Regions from separate parts of the Homo sapiens genome. Here regions 1 and 2 are each linked to region 3. A link is a loop called in an ENCODE intact Hi-C map of the cell type or tissue named here. Cell type or tissue: A673. All regions are shown on one strand.

Evidence for each region. Hi-C counts contacts between places; a loop is a spot of excess contacts. Peaks named below come from ENCODE experiments on the same cell type or tissue, not always from the same donor. Only the 100,000 strongest peaks of a DNase experiment are listed, where the experiment ranks them.
Region 1: a loop joins it to region 3, with 5 times the contacts of the local background. A loop is called at or near these places in 92 of 110 quality-filtered maps.
Region 2: it touches region 3 in a loop (4-fold over the local background); 14 of 110 quality-filtered maps call a loop at or near these places.

The regions. Positions count from the first base shown.
Region 1 is chr14:57,484,176-57,489,175 of GRCh38, reverse strand. The region is part of intron 2 of CCDC198 (coiled-coil domain containing 198); the gene reads left to right. Among named protein-coding and RNA genes, the nearest start is that of CCDC198, 7.2 kb to the left of the region's middle. In A673, a CTCF peak has its summit at 2,227 (motif pointing left); a DNase peak (open chromatin) is centred at 2,215.
Region 2 is chr14:57,881,855-57,886,854 of GRCh38, reverse strand. It overlaps a transcript of SLC35F4 not described here. Among named protein-coding and RNA genes, the nearest start is that of SLC35F4, 18 kb to the right of the region's middle. In A673, CTCF peaks have their summits at 2,277 and 2,477 (motif pointing right); no DNase peak of the experiment used is centred here.
Region 3 is chr14:58,069,902-58,074,901 of GRCh38, reverse strand. The region is part of intron 5 of ARMH4 (armadillo like helical domain containing 4); the gene reads left to right. Among named protein-coding and RNA genes, the nearest start is that of ARMH4, 80 kb to the left of the region's middle. RefSeq lists enhancers at 2,216-2,265, 1,997-2,291. In A673, a CTCF peak has its summit at 2,095 (motif pointing right); DNase peaks (open chromatin) are centred at 2,131 and 3,031; H3K4me3 peaks cover 625 bases; H3K27ac peaks cover 1,436 bases.

The DNA.
Region 1 (5,000 bases), 590 kb after region 3:
TGGTGTATATGTACTACATTTTCTTTATCCAGTTTATCACTGGTGGGCATGTAGGTTGATTCCATGTCTTTGCTATTGTGAACAGTGCTGCAATTAACATATGCATCGATGTATCTTTATAATAGAATGATTTATATTCCTTTGGGTATATACCCAGTAACGGGATTGCTGGGTCAAATGGTATTTCTGCCTCTAGGTCTTTGAGGAATCACCACACTGTCTTCCACAATGGTTGAACTAATTTACACTCCCACTAACAGTGTAAAAGCATTCCTTTTTCTCCGCAACCTCTCCAGCATCTGTTGTTTTTTGGCTTTTTAATATAGCCATTCTGATTGGTGTGAGGTGGTATCTCATTGTGGTTTTGATTTGCATTTCTCTAATGATCAGTGATGTTGAGCTTTTTTCATGTTTGTTGACTGTATGCATGTCTTCTTTTGAGAAGTGTCTGTTCATGTCCTTTGCCCACTTTTTAATGGGGTTGTTTGTTTTTTCCTTGTAAATTTGTTTAAGTTCCTTGCAGACTCTGGATATTAAACCTTTGTCAGATGGATAGACTGCAAAAATTTTCTCCCATTCTGTAGGTTGCAAAGACTATGTCTTATTCAATCTTATGTCTTCAGCCATTAATACTTAATATGAGATCCACAAAGGTTTGTGAGTAAAATGAATGAGTAAATGAATGACAGTGAGACCCATCATCCCTGCTGGAGGGGGGATAAAGCACTCAAAGTGCACTCCCTGCTACTGCAGACCTGTAATCACTGTATTAGAAGTCTGTACCATCACTGTAACATGACTGTATTAGAAGTCTCATTGACTAGCAAAAATAACTAACATGATTAATCAAAGGATATAGGAATGTTTTATTGAACCAAAGATCTGGGAGACACCTAAGCTTCAGGGAAGAATTATACCTTGCAACCTGAAATGCAGAGCTCTCTCAATCCCTAAGTTCTTCTCTGTGCATTTGCTATACTCTTTCTCCCCAAAGATCAGTTTTTTCTGTTCTTCAGGTACACAATGAAATATGGCCACCCTGAGCTTGTATCTTACAGTTCCAGTCAAATGGACAGATTGGCCTTTTTGACTCCAATTCCAGATTCCTAGGAGAAAGGATATCGGCTCAGCTTTGCTCATGATTTCAGCTCTGGTCCAATGAGCTATGGCCAGAGGATATGCTCATGCAGTAGATATGTGGGCAGAGTCATCTCCCCTGTAGACTCTGAAGTCAGCTCCCAGAGAGGAGGGAAATCACTAGAAACTTGGCAGACACTCCCAAAGAGATCAGCTATAATTATCTTCACAAATGAAGCTCAGCACATTTTCCAGCACAAATGAGTTTTTGAGAGAATAATACATGCTGGGTCCTCATGACATGCTAATTAATAGCCTAATTTCTGCCAAAGAAAATTCTAAAATTATTTTAAATTATTAAACCAAATCTAATTGTATGCTAAATTATTTGAGATATATTTTTGGCACCTTCTACTTCCTAAACATCTACTCCTCAAATAAAGAGCAAGTCATGAACTAGCGTTATCCAGCCTGGAGCTGAGAGGCTTTGAGAGCCTCTGCCAGGGAACTCCGAATCAAATGGGCCTTTTTATTGAGGAGTTGATTAGCACTGTCCCCTCTGGCCTGATCACCTTCTTATCCAACCATTTCAGGTCTAGCTTAAATTGGAGGTGTTTCCCCCACACATATAGTGTGTCCTCAGATGATCTCCTTGGATAACTCCCTCATCTTCAAATATTTGTTCAAATCTCACTGTCCCTATAAGACCCACCCTGACCAATCAATTGACATTGCAACCCCCATATCAGCACTCTTGAGTCCCCTGGCCCTTCACCAGATTCCCAAATCTCCTAGCAGACGCTTCAACTGATTATGCTGATCATTTGTTTTGTTTGAGAAGTCAAATAATCCAGAAGTCTTTAGACAAATGATACTTACATTATAAAGTGAAAATAAGGTGTCATTCTAACCGATTCTCTGGTAGTTCCTTCCATTGTGTTCTCTTTGAAGATGATGAAGTGAGGCATCTCACTTCCTGGGCAGGGAAAAGGAACATGCACACAAACCCAGAATTCTGAGGCAATTTCATCTGACTGGTTAATTTAGCAGAAGCCAATTTCACCAACAATTTTCTGCAGTGCTTCTCAAATCAAGTGGCAAAGGATTTAATGAAGAGATCCCAGGTGCAATGTTAGTTGCTGCCATCTAGTGGCTTTTGTGAAGGAATAGTGTGATTCCTTGGGCTCTTTTCAAACGCCAGGGAGAAACTCAACCTGGAGAGAGTTCTTGAAGATATCTACCACTGAACCCTTATTAGAATTGTGTGTTTAAATAGAAAGGCTGAAAATGGAAGAAAGAGATCTGTGAAACTACATATTTATACTATCAAAGCAAAAACTTGGTCCATGAATTTATGGATAGATTAGTTTAATAAAACTAAAAATTCTTGGCTTCTTCAGACTCAATTTTTCAAAAATATTCCACATAAAAAAATCCTCCGTAGTCTATTATGATGTCGTTCCTTTATTCACTTAAGGCAATGTGGAAGTCAATGGCCCCCAACCTAGAAAGAAATCATCAGAATCCCTGGGAGAGTTTTGAAAATATTTATTTCCAGGACATACCCCAGACCTGTTGAATCTCAATCTCTAGTGAAGGGGCCAAGAATTTCTTTTTTTTTTTTTAATCCCGGAAAAGTCTGATGATAAGCCATTTTGGATAACATATAGTGCAGAAAAGAGCTTTAGATTTGGAGCTGGACACACTTGCGCTTAAATCCTGGAGATGCCACTTTCTAGCTGTTCAACCTTGGACAAGTCAGCAACCTGTCTGAAATGGGGAATCTTCGTAATTATCCACGGAGTTCACATGAAGATTGAATGAGATTACATATTTATAACCCTGGGCATGGCGTGCAGTAATGGCTGCGAAGGCATATAGGCCTAATGAGAAAGAACCAAATCCTGAACACTCTCCATGTCCAGAGGATGGCACAAATATTTGTTCTCCCCAGCTTCCAGAAATCCCCCTTCAGTCATTCCTGATTCTTCCTCCCATAGGTGCCTTGAGGGGCTCCTCTCCCTTGGCCTCCCCTCCCCTTCTTCTCCTTCCCCTTTTCTTGCAGGGTTCTGACTTGATCAGAAGCTGCCTCTTGTGCCAGCAGGTCCCATTTGCTTTGCATCTTCATGTCCTGCAGAGTTAAGACTCAGGGAACAGACAAACTCCTCTTACTAGGATTGATCTCCTCTCATTACATCTTTGCTAAGTTATGTTAAAAGACCCACTTCCTCCTCTGAGGTGAGAATGGAACAGAGAACCACTTCCCACCACAAATGCAAATTACTATCTGGTATATATCTAACACAAAGATGAGCTCTTCCCCCTTGTTGTCTCTTCTTTGTCTCCACATCCTTTGCCCTTCTTCTCTTCCTTACCAGGTCTACTTTGGGCTGCTCCAGCAGAAAGGACTGCTGGGTGCTCTCCAGTCCAGGACCAGGGACCTAGAAGTGGTTGTACAGGGAAGTAGTGGGGAACCCAGGTCATGCTCCCCATTACAAGTGCTGAATATCCAGTATCTATCTTCCGTGGTTCCACTCTCTCTTTTTATTCTGGTCACCTTGAAAGCCAAGTTAACTTCCAAATCTACCCCCTTAATAATGCAACAAATCACACTAAAACTAAACCATTTTAAAGTAAATTAGCATGTGCCTTCAGCGTTGGACTAAGGTGGGAGTAGGGCTCACACTCTTTGCAGCAGCATGATGTCCTCATGGTTTTCCTCCTACTTCTTGAGCCATCACTTCCCAGTCTCCTTGGCCAGCTTATTCCTGGGCACCAGCCTCACCACTGGAACTCCTGGAGTCTGCAGTTGTTGGCTCTTCTCTTCTCACTCCTGACCTTGCCCATGACCTGGGCTTCACTCATGCTCTACTCTGGGATTATTCCCCAAAATCTCCAGCACAGACCTCTCCTCCCAAGCTCCCTGTATAACTCAACATCTACACTGGCCTGTCTTAAAGGTGTCTCAAACTCAATCTATTGCACACCAAATTTGTATTTTCCTTCTACATCCTACCCAAACTAGGTCTTCCTCTGGATTGCCCATCACAGGGTATGATAACACCCTCCATTCATTGTACTGTGGACTCTACTCCCCTTTACTAACCATAATGAATCTTGTTTGGTCAGCTTTAAACATTTGTAGAGCTCATCAATTTCCCTCTCTCAACCCCAGCCCATCATCTTTGTCCTCTTAGCTGATCTCTCCACATCCATAATTATTCCTTCCTAGTTTCCACACTGCAGCCAGCATGACCCTTTTTAAAAAGCAAATGTACTCGTGTCACTCCTTTGCTTAACGCATGTCAGTGTCTTCTCATTGCTCTTAAGGGACCACTATCTTAATGGCCTGTCAGGCCCTGCATGACCTGGCCCCTGCCTCACCTCTCAGCTCATTCCAAGCTGCTGTTTCACTTACTGTAAACTGCAGCCAACCAATTTCTTTCCATTCCTTCAAGAGATCATGATCACTCCCCACCTCAGGGCTATGGCACAACTTAGTCCCTTAAAAACTCCCAATCTTCCAATTTCTACTAAAAAGGTACTACCTTAAGGCACTTTCTTGAACTGCCTCCCTAGCCCTTTCCCTCCTGCCTTAGTTTGCTAGAAGACTGAGATCAAGGTGTCCATAGGGTTGGTTCCCTGTGAGGCCTGTGAGGAAGATCTGTTCCACGACTCTCTCCTAGCTTTAGGTAGTTTTCTGGCACTCTTGGGTGCTGTTCATTGGCTTGAAGAACCATCGCCCCAACCTCTCTCTTCATCTTCACATCGTGTCCTGCCTGTGTGTGTGTCTGTGTCCAGATTTCCCCTTTTTAATGAGGACGTTATCATATTGAATTAGGGGCTTGCCCTACTCCAGCATGACTTCATCTTAACTAATTATATCTGCAATGACCCTATTTCCAAATAAGTTCCGATTCTGA
Region 2 (5,000 bases), 190 kb after region 3:
CATCCAAATGTACTCCTTATTTTTTATGCCTGGTTAATTTAGCTTTACACAACTCCTTTCCCTTTCCAGACTAGTTCATTGACCCATTTTTTTTTTTCGGCCAAAAGCTTACTAAAGAGCTCTGTAAAAAGACATGGCCTTTGCAGAGGCCTCTACCTTTAGCTATACAAAGAACCAATGGGAACTTTGAAATCACATCTTCTTCCCTCAAGATGGTAAGAGTCAAATTCTTCAGGGGAACTCCTTTACCAGTTTTGGTAAAGGAAAGGAGAATGATGGAAAAATATATTAATTCCTCTTTCTTTCTATGCCTTTCCTGCTATTTAGAAGAATAGGGATATGATTTTATCCCCTACCTCTGACTTACATTAAGATGTTGACTGTTAAAAATTCCTACTGAAGTTTAGGAGAGAGACAGATCTTTTTTAGGATATTGCCCACTTTATTTCTGGAAATCAATTCTGTCAACAACCTAAGTGAGCTTGGAAGCAGATTCTTCTCCAGTTGATCTTCCAAATGAGAACACAGCCTACCCAACACCTTGATTACAGTCTGTGAGACCTAAACAGAGGATTCAGATAAGCTACACCTAGACCTCTAGCCCACAGAAACTGTGAGATAATAATGCATGTTGTTTTAAGCTACAATGCTTATGGTAACTTATTATGCAGCAATAGATAATGAATACAAGCACCTAATACCTCATGGAGTTGTTAGACTTAAATAGCTTAAAACACATAAGGTGTTCAGAATAGTGCCCAGCACACAGTAAGCATGTGATATATATTAGCTATTAAAATATTAAGTGATTTTATAAATTTCCTATTATAGTCATTCAGTCTGCAATATTTATTAGGTGTTTACTATGTGCGTATATGATCCCTTTTTTTCAAAGTCCTTACACCCTAGTGGGAATACTTCATTAAACATATGTATAAATGTAAGAAATCTCTGAAGGAAATATCCAGCATGATCTGGGAAGATTTGTAGAGGGACCTAACATTGACTTGGTCAGGGAAGGATTCACTGAAGAAGTGATATTTAAGCAGCAGTATGAAGACTGCATAGGAATTAAAATGAAAGGAAGACCAGTCTACACCAGCGCTTTCTGATAGAACATTCTGTGATGATAAAAAAGCTCTATGTTGGTTCTGTCCAACTCAATAGCCACTAGCCACATATGGTGATTGAGCACTTTAAATGTGGCCAGTGCAACTAATGGATTGACTTTTAAATTTCATTTAATTTTAATTCATGTACCTTTAAATAGCCCTAAATGTGGCTAGTGGTCACAGTATTAGACAGTGTAGGGAAGAGGGAAAGTATGTGAAAGGATCCTAAGGCTGGAGAAAACATATTTTATTTAAACAACTGAGAAAAGTCCAGTATGACTGAAGCTGAAACTGCACGTATTATAGTTCTGTTATTCAGTCAAACATCAACAATAATATTGAACACTTGCGCTGCACTTATTCTGTGCCAGACACTGTTCTAAGCTTCTTCCATAGGAAAACTTATTTATACCTTGCAACAGCTCCATGAGTGAGCCCTTTCATTACCTGCATTCCTCTAACATACTACCTGCATTCAAAGGTACAGTAGGGTGAATTGAACTTGCCCATGGTGACACAGCTAGTGATTAGATGAGCTGGGCAGACTAGGTCCAGAGTATGCATTTTGTTATACAATATGGATTTTCATACAAAGAGAAAGGAATTGTAAAGTGTGTTGGGGGCAGGAGCCTCTTTGGGTCTCTCCACAGGCCACCATGCCTATGTATACTGTAGAAATAAAATATCTTCTAATGGGAAAAAAAAGTTGCAAAGTAATAAAAAGCCATATGCACATCTAATCAGCTGTTTTTGAGAAAACATGTTTTTATGTGTGATTGTATCTTTAGAAAAATATTTGATATGCCTACTGTTTATGATATCCTTATCACAGCATAGAGCTCTCCAACACAGAAGTTTATACCTTCTGTGTTTTGTTGTAACTTGATCAGTCATTTCATAATTATTTCCATGAAACTGGGGAGTCAATGGCATAGGGCACAGTTGTTATTATTTTTTGTTTTATAATAGTCATAATAGCATCATACTAATATAGTCATAATAACATCTATAATAACAACATAATATATTCATAATACCATCTCTGTATAAAATCTTGAAACTTTAAGAACTTACTTTCTGGTTTGCAAAGATAAATAATGGATACTTAGACCTGCTTCAGAGAGTTTCTCTCTGTATACATTGGCATGAGGTGTGTAATACATTAGAAGCTTTGAAAAAAGTGGCTGCTTCTTTTGTTATGTATTTTAACAAAACTCATAAACTATTCCCTTTGGAGAGATGGATTTGTATCAGTGTCTCCTGAATGAAAAAGAAACGAAATATGGAAGAGTCCTCTAATCCATTTTGAATATTTTAACCAAATTACACCCTCAGTGGATATTTGTAGATTGTGCCACCAGAGGGAGTGGGATTACATTTATTTATTTTTTATTGTATAACTAAATATACTCTGCTGGTTGATTTAGAGGTGATTAAATTAAATTAAAGGTGATTACTTATATGACGAAAAGCCAAAATCTGTTGAGGAAGAACAGATGCTCCAATCACCTTCGGTTTTGTCTAATTGGATTTCTGAAAACAAGAAGTGTCTAGAAGAGTTATAGTTAGTGCTTTGACACAAAAGCATTCAGAATCTGTCAATATTATCAAAAGGCCCAGGGAGTGCTATAGTGGCTGCTAAATTTAGAAAATTTAGTACAATATGGCTTAAATAATAAGAAAACCTGGGGCTATAATTTGGAAGCTATTTTTATCCACGGCTCTTATTGTCTCTATCACCTGACCTGTTAGCTGGAAACGTTTCCTTTCTCTTTGCATTTGTCATTTTAAAGTTTAAAATTGGAGCTTGTAAATAACACGGACAATCAAATACTGTACAAAACGTTAGAAAGAAATATTTGTTAAAAAATAGATGGACCTAGAAAGATTAGAAGGTGAATAGCTGAAGTGAAACTATATTAGCACTTCAATAGGATCTAGGAAAGAAAGGACCAAGTTAATACAAATCTGATTTTCATCTCTGCCATCTCAGCCCTGCCTGTACATTAGAATTATCAGAGAAGATTCAAGATGATGAGGCCCCACCCAAGGACAATTAAGCCAAAATTCCATAGGGTGGGAATTCAGTCAAAATAGAGAGAGCCTATTAAAACTTATATCTAAATTAGTAAATCTCCTTAAATTATACATTTGATTATATAGTTAAAGATTTGTTTCTTTCTCTTTCTCATTTCTAAATGCCAATCCATCCTTACTAAATTAAGTCCTTCCCAATTCCAGAGATAAAAATCTTAAAAGGATGATAGTACTTCATTTGTAGAGGGCAAATGCTAAGGTGAGAGTGGTGCTCTATGTTAACTTCGTTTGCGTGATGGAGCTTTTGAGTGAGAAGCCTATTGCAGAGTAACTACCACAGGGATTCTTCATCGCCTGACGACTGCAGTCATGTGACAGTAATGTTTTGCAAATATTAAACTGATGTTGTCTAACTTCCATCTTGAATCTATTGGCTCTTGCCACAATAAGATTGTGTAATAAACAAATCTCACAGGCATGCAACTACAAACATTTATTTCTCACACATCTGTAGTCACATGGGGGGTTGGCCTCATCTATACCAGGCTTTGCTTTAAGCTTTGGTCTGGGTCTGTTCCATGTCGCATTCTTCTTGAATAAGTGGGCTCGCTGCTGCTGTTTCTCCTCCTCCTCCTCGTCCTCCTCCTCCTCCCCTCCCCTTCTCCTCCTTCTCCCCTCCCCTCCTCTCCTCCTCCTCCTCCTCTCTCCCCTTATTCTTCCAAGGGCAGAGGTGCAAGAAGGTATGTCTAATTGTACAAGCTCCTGCTTTTATCATACCACTGGCAAAATCAAGTCACAGGGCCAAGCCCGAAGTCAAGGGTTGGGGAGGAACACCCAGCCTTTCATGGGTTGAGCTGCAGTATTACATGGGAAAGGTCATGGATACAGGGAGAGGTGAAGAATTTGGGCAAAAAAAAATTAATCTGTCACATTCTTAAAATCATGTTTTATTGCAACTTTTCACCTGATTCAAACCTATGAGGCTTACTACCCAAAGGCAGGAGAGGGTGTAAATTTCATCACTTTAGCAAGAAAATGGGCTGGAAAGCTATGATTTGTGGAGAGAGGTAATTTGTTTCATTCCATTGATTTCCCTTTGAAAAACAAAGTCTAGGCCTGATAATGCTAGATTGTAGCATTTTCCCAGAGTATAGGGAAGATGGCCTCTCTGCCTATAGTAGCTTGGCTGTGAAACCTGGGGTTTCATAAAAACTAGATATAATGTCAGTGAAGTAAAAGAAAAACCCACTGTTTTCCATCTCAAGGCATAGTGAAATGAGACAGAAGTAGGAGTGCAAAGCTAGGACAGGTGTGTTGATTCTTCTCTCTGGAGAGGTGTCAGATAGGTGGTGGGAGGTGGGTGGGACAGAGAGACTTCTCCCTGATTTTCACCTGGATTCTGAAAATGATCTTGGAGTGGCTGCCCTGCCCCAATCTCAGGTGCAAATACACCAAAGTAGGGGCACAGTGTAATTAGGAATGGAAGGGACTCAGGAGTTCCTGTAGTTTCTCCAGGGGGAAGGGGGATGGATCCAGGAGGAAGCTGAGATCGGAGCTAGCATGTCCTCTTCAGAGTCATCAGTGGGCTGATGAGAGGGAGGGAGGGTACCACTCCCATTTCCTCAGCAGGGGCTACAGGTGGACTACTTAGCCCAGGTCTGGATGAAGGGCATATGGGAGGCCGTGGTCACCTGGAGACCCAGCAAGAGCCAAGAGAACTCTGCATCTCTGCTCTCTCAAATTATGCAAGCTAAACTTCTTACATATGCCCAGATGCTGTCTTAGAAACTGGAAAAGAGGCGTGGAAATAAGGAAGATGAGCAATTACTCCTAAATCATGAACAGGACCTA
Region 3 (5,000 bases):
GCCAGCACATATTGAATTGCAAGAGCTAATGGTTAAAACTTTTGGGAATTTTTAAAGTCAGCTCTTAAACTTAGCCATTAATAGAAATCAAATTATATAAATTTACAACTAAATAAATTATATTACAATATTTTCATATGCTCAAAACTCTTCACTTCCTAATTATTTTACTACATGTTACTTCTGTCTGGGCTTTCGAGGCTATTTACGTCTATTGCATGGTATGGTGGAAAACCGCATCATGGTGTGCTACTGTGTATCTTTTCCCAACTCTGCATTCTGTGATGTCATATTGGTGGTTGGAAATTGGCCATGGTGGGAGGATTTACACCACAGAAATTAATAAATACTACAAATCAGAGCTTGATTTACTGTTTTGTTGATTGTCTAGACTTAAAGTGATGGAGTAATGTTAATACTGCAAATTAAACTAAAAAAAAAAAAAAAGAACTGTGTTGCATCCACTGCCAAAGCGGAGAGAAGCTTCAGTTTAATGAATATAATTCATATCAGGATAAGGAATAGTTTAACAGTAGATTACATATCTGATTTAATGTTCATAAATTTATTGGGAAAAGAGTGGGTTAGGGTACAACTCCACTTGTCAAATGGTAGATGAATTGCAAGCATAAGTTAGTTACAGATAGAAAAACTTGACAAAAACCAGTGAAATCATCTTGTGAGAATCAATTGGCTGCATGGGACTTGCAGCCTGGCATGAGGTTGTCCCCATGAGTTTATCCCTGCAATTACTTCATCTTAAGCAAAAGCTTGAATCAAGGTGAATTTCAGGTTTCCTGCATTCTTAAATTCTGAATTTTTATGGCTGCTTGTTGTACTTAGCCTTTTAAATGTGCTTGTTGGTTTATCAAGAGAAAGGCAAATATAATAAAACCTCAATGATTCAATTTTGGGATTTGAGATGATACTTTGTTAAATTTGTATGGCCTTTTTGTAGTTTACTACATGTTTTAGCACACATCTTGTTTGTTCCTCTAATAATTCTAACAACCCTAGCATTGAGATAAACAGGGAGTTATTAGTGTTACCATTTACTGTTGAGGACACTGAGGCTCAGGATAGTTCATAACTTGCTCCAAGAGCACAGATAGTGAGCAGAAAGGCCAGGTCTAGGGCTTCCGGGTGGTTTCCTTGATTTCTCACGTCTCTTCTCTTTGATCTGCTTAAACAAAGAACTCCATTGAGCTAGTAGTAGTCACATCATCTTATGTCTTCTGAGCATACGTTGAACAAAAAAGTCTGTCTAAAAGTAGATTGCAAGGTTAGAAGACTATTTTTTTTTCCCAGTGAAGTAAATAAACCCATCCTTTCTGATTAAGTGAGGAGCTTAAGAGGAAGTAACAGTTGATTGCTTGTTAGGATAATAACTACTTTAGAACTCAAAGTCAGTGAACATGAATGTGCCCACACCAGAATAGGTGTTCAGTAATAGAACAACCTGATAAAGAGGACAGCAGCTTGGGATATGTTTGAGTGTAATCACAATCAAAGCAGCCTCTAGTATCTTTTATACTTTTTATAGCATAACCAGCAGATTGACTTTAGTGATGAGGATAACACAGAGTGACTTCTTAAGTGAACAAGGGACACTAGAAAAACAACAGTTTTTTATTTTTTAAAAATGGCATAAGAATGATTCCTTATACTACTCTAGGCTTTTGGTGTGTTTCTTTTCTTCTTCTCATCATTTATTTAGCTTGGAGTTGCCATATTTTTATGGGGCAAATTCCCAAAGAGGTGGGAATTTCATGAAGCCAAATATAGACATAAAGGTGGTATTCAGATAAAGAGGAACTGTGTTTGCTATGCATTTCCTCTAGTGAGGCAAATGTATGTGATATCGTCCCTTCTGCTTATTTGAGCAAGCCCCCAAGGAGGGGCGCTGTAGCCAGAAGTTGCTATTTAGGGCTCTGTCCCTAATTTACTGTGATATGTTAATGAAATATACACAGAAGTATTTTCTCCATGGAATGGGGATACCTGTCTGTAAGAATCATTATGCATGATGACAGGGTGACATCCAAACACCCTGTGGTCTTGTCTCAGGCACCACCTACCATCAGCAAATTAAAAGATGGCTCTTCCTTGAACTCAGCAGTAGGTGTCGCTGCAGTCAACTAAAAAGGAACGCTCTGGCCAAAAGGATTCTTTTTTTTTTTTAGATGGAGTCTCACTCTGTTGCGCAGGCTAGAATGCAGTGGTGCGATCTCGGCTCGCTGCAACCTCCGCCTCCTGGGTTCAAGCAATTCTCCTGCCTCAACCTCCTGAGTAGCTGGGATTACAGGTGCACACCACCACACCCGGCTAATTTTTTTTGTGTTGTTAGTAGAGATGGGGTTTCACGACGTTGGCCAGGCTAGTCTTGAACTCCTGACCTCAGGTGATCCACCCACCTCCGCCTCCAAAAGTGCTGGGACGACAGGCATAAGCCACCGTGCCCGGCCCAAAAGGATTCTATTAGAGGGAAAAGGAAAGGAGCTATTACAATTGAAAGTAGCTATTACAATTAGTTATCTAGATTTCTTTCCCACCCCAAACCCAAATCCTTCATTACATACTATTGTTTATCTTTTAAAATGTGACGTCTTATAATCAATAAGTCTCTTCAGAAAAAAAAGTTGCTTCTGTAAACCTTGCAATCCATCTATCCATTCATTCATTCAACGAATACTTCCTATGTGCCTACAACTTGTGAGGGACTTGCTAGGCTTTAGGCTTACAATGATAAACAGTAGTGATAGTCTGGCTTTTTGGAGCTTACTCTCTGGTGGGGAGACAGGCAATTAAAGAGGTAATACAAAAAATTATAGTACAGCAAGATTAGTATAATCATAGGAAATGCACTAGATGAAATAGAAGGAGACAACAAGGGAAACTGAGTTGAGGGGTCAGAGATGATCTCTTGCATAAAATAGCATGTAAAAAGGTGCCCATGGGGCACAAATTAGAAAGACAGCATCTGGATTCCTTTACTCCATCCGACATTCGCACAGGTTCTTGTCATGGTGCATTTTATCTCCCTTGTCGTCAGCACTATTTGAAATGCATAAAGAATATCCTTCCTCCTGATTTTACTTAGATAATTTGAAATACCTAAAGGGTTAATCATGATTTATATTGCTGTCATTATATCTCTCTTGAGATACTGAAAACTGCTTAGTGTCTTGTCAAATACTTTGACAAATACTCTTGATTATTTTATTAGCATATGATATATGAAAGATAAAATCAAATGTTGAAGCAGTCTGTCTTTCCCTTATTTCTACATTTACTCCTCACTGGGGTGTTTGAGTTAAAAAAAAAAGCTTCAGTTTCTATCAGGAAGTCAAAGTCAGCCTAAAACACAAGTGGGAGCCAATTTGGCACCAGTTATATGACCTGACTGGCAATAAAGAACTGGCTATTGCATTAGGTCTTGGACATTTTAAGAAGATAATGAAGAAGGAAATATTGATAAGAAACATGAAGTTATTCTATCGGTATTTGCTCTATCTCTAGTGACTCATGAATTATATTTTCAAAACCCTAAACTCAATTTATTAAGAGTTCCAAATACTGATTTTTGGATGAGTAAAGCCAGGAGACCAAAAAAATTGTATGTATTGAAAAGATAGCAGAAATGTGTTCTGATGAATCATTAACAACTTTTCTTGCCTCTTTTATCATTGTCATTGCAAAAGTTCCTTATTATAATTATTACCCGTACTATTGTATATAATATATATAACGTATATTATATATATATATTTTACTTGACTCTGGGGCCTGCACTCACCTTATTCATCCAAAAGAACATTTATTTTTCACATTATAAAAGGTATGGCCTCAAGGCTAGTAGGACTATAACCATTTTTCTTAGAATAAAGAAAATAAGTGTTCAAATGTATCAGGTTACAAAATAACAGAAAGACAAACATCACATGTTCTCATTTATTTGTGGGATCTAAAAATCAAAATAATTGAACTCATGCACATAGAGAGTAGAAGGATCATTACCAGAGGCTGGGAAGGGTAGTGGAGGATTCAAGGGAGCTGGGGATGGTTAATGGGTACAAAAAAATAAAAAAATAGAATGAAGAAGACCTACTATTTGGTATCACAACAGGGTGACTATAGTCAATAATAATTTAATCGTACATTTTAAAATAGCTTAAAGAGTGTAATTGGACTGTTTGTCACTCAAAGGATAAAAGCTTGAGGGGATGGATACCCCATTCTTCTCCATAATGTGCTTTTGCCAAGAGCTGGACATTCAGAACAGTGAAAGGCCTAATTGTACACAGTTCTTCTTAGCTTTTGTAGATGAACCCCTTGCCATTTTTATGTCCAGGAAATTGAAGTGTTTGGTCTTGTCCTAACTTGTAAAGGGAAACATTGTAATATTCTGGGAGGAGCCATGGGGAAACTTCTTATTGCTCTAGCCTTGCTATTAATTTATGGTGTGGTCTTGGGTGACTCTTAGTTGCTCTGAGCCTTTACTGTTTTCATCTGTAAAAAGGGGCCTGATGTGAGGTCAGCATGTAGAAACCCCTTCATTTTTCCTCTGTGCTCACCCCCAGTGTATTTGGGCCCACCTTCCTTTTTGACTCAAAGAAAGAGGTGACCTAACCCCTATTCAAGTACAGCCCTGCCACCTGCATGCGATCTGGAGCTTATCACCTTCTTCCTCCTCTTTGAGCTGTTAAGGAAACTGAGCCATTTGGGAACCCTCATTGTCTAAGTTAGAAATCTGGGTGCCATCTCTAATTCTTCTCTGCTTCACTCGGTTCTCGCATCCACTCAGTAGCAAAGCCCCATTCATTTTGTCTCCTAAGAGTGACTGTTCAATTTACCCTTCTTTGCCATCCTCCTTGCCTTCAGCCAGCATCATGTCTTGCCCAAACTATTGCAGGAGCCTCTTTACTGATGTTCTTTCTTGCTTGCAGTTCCTCTATTTCCAGTCCCTTCTCCACACTGTGTTCAGAGATATCTTTCTAAAA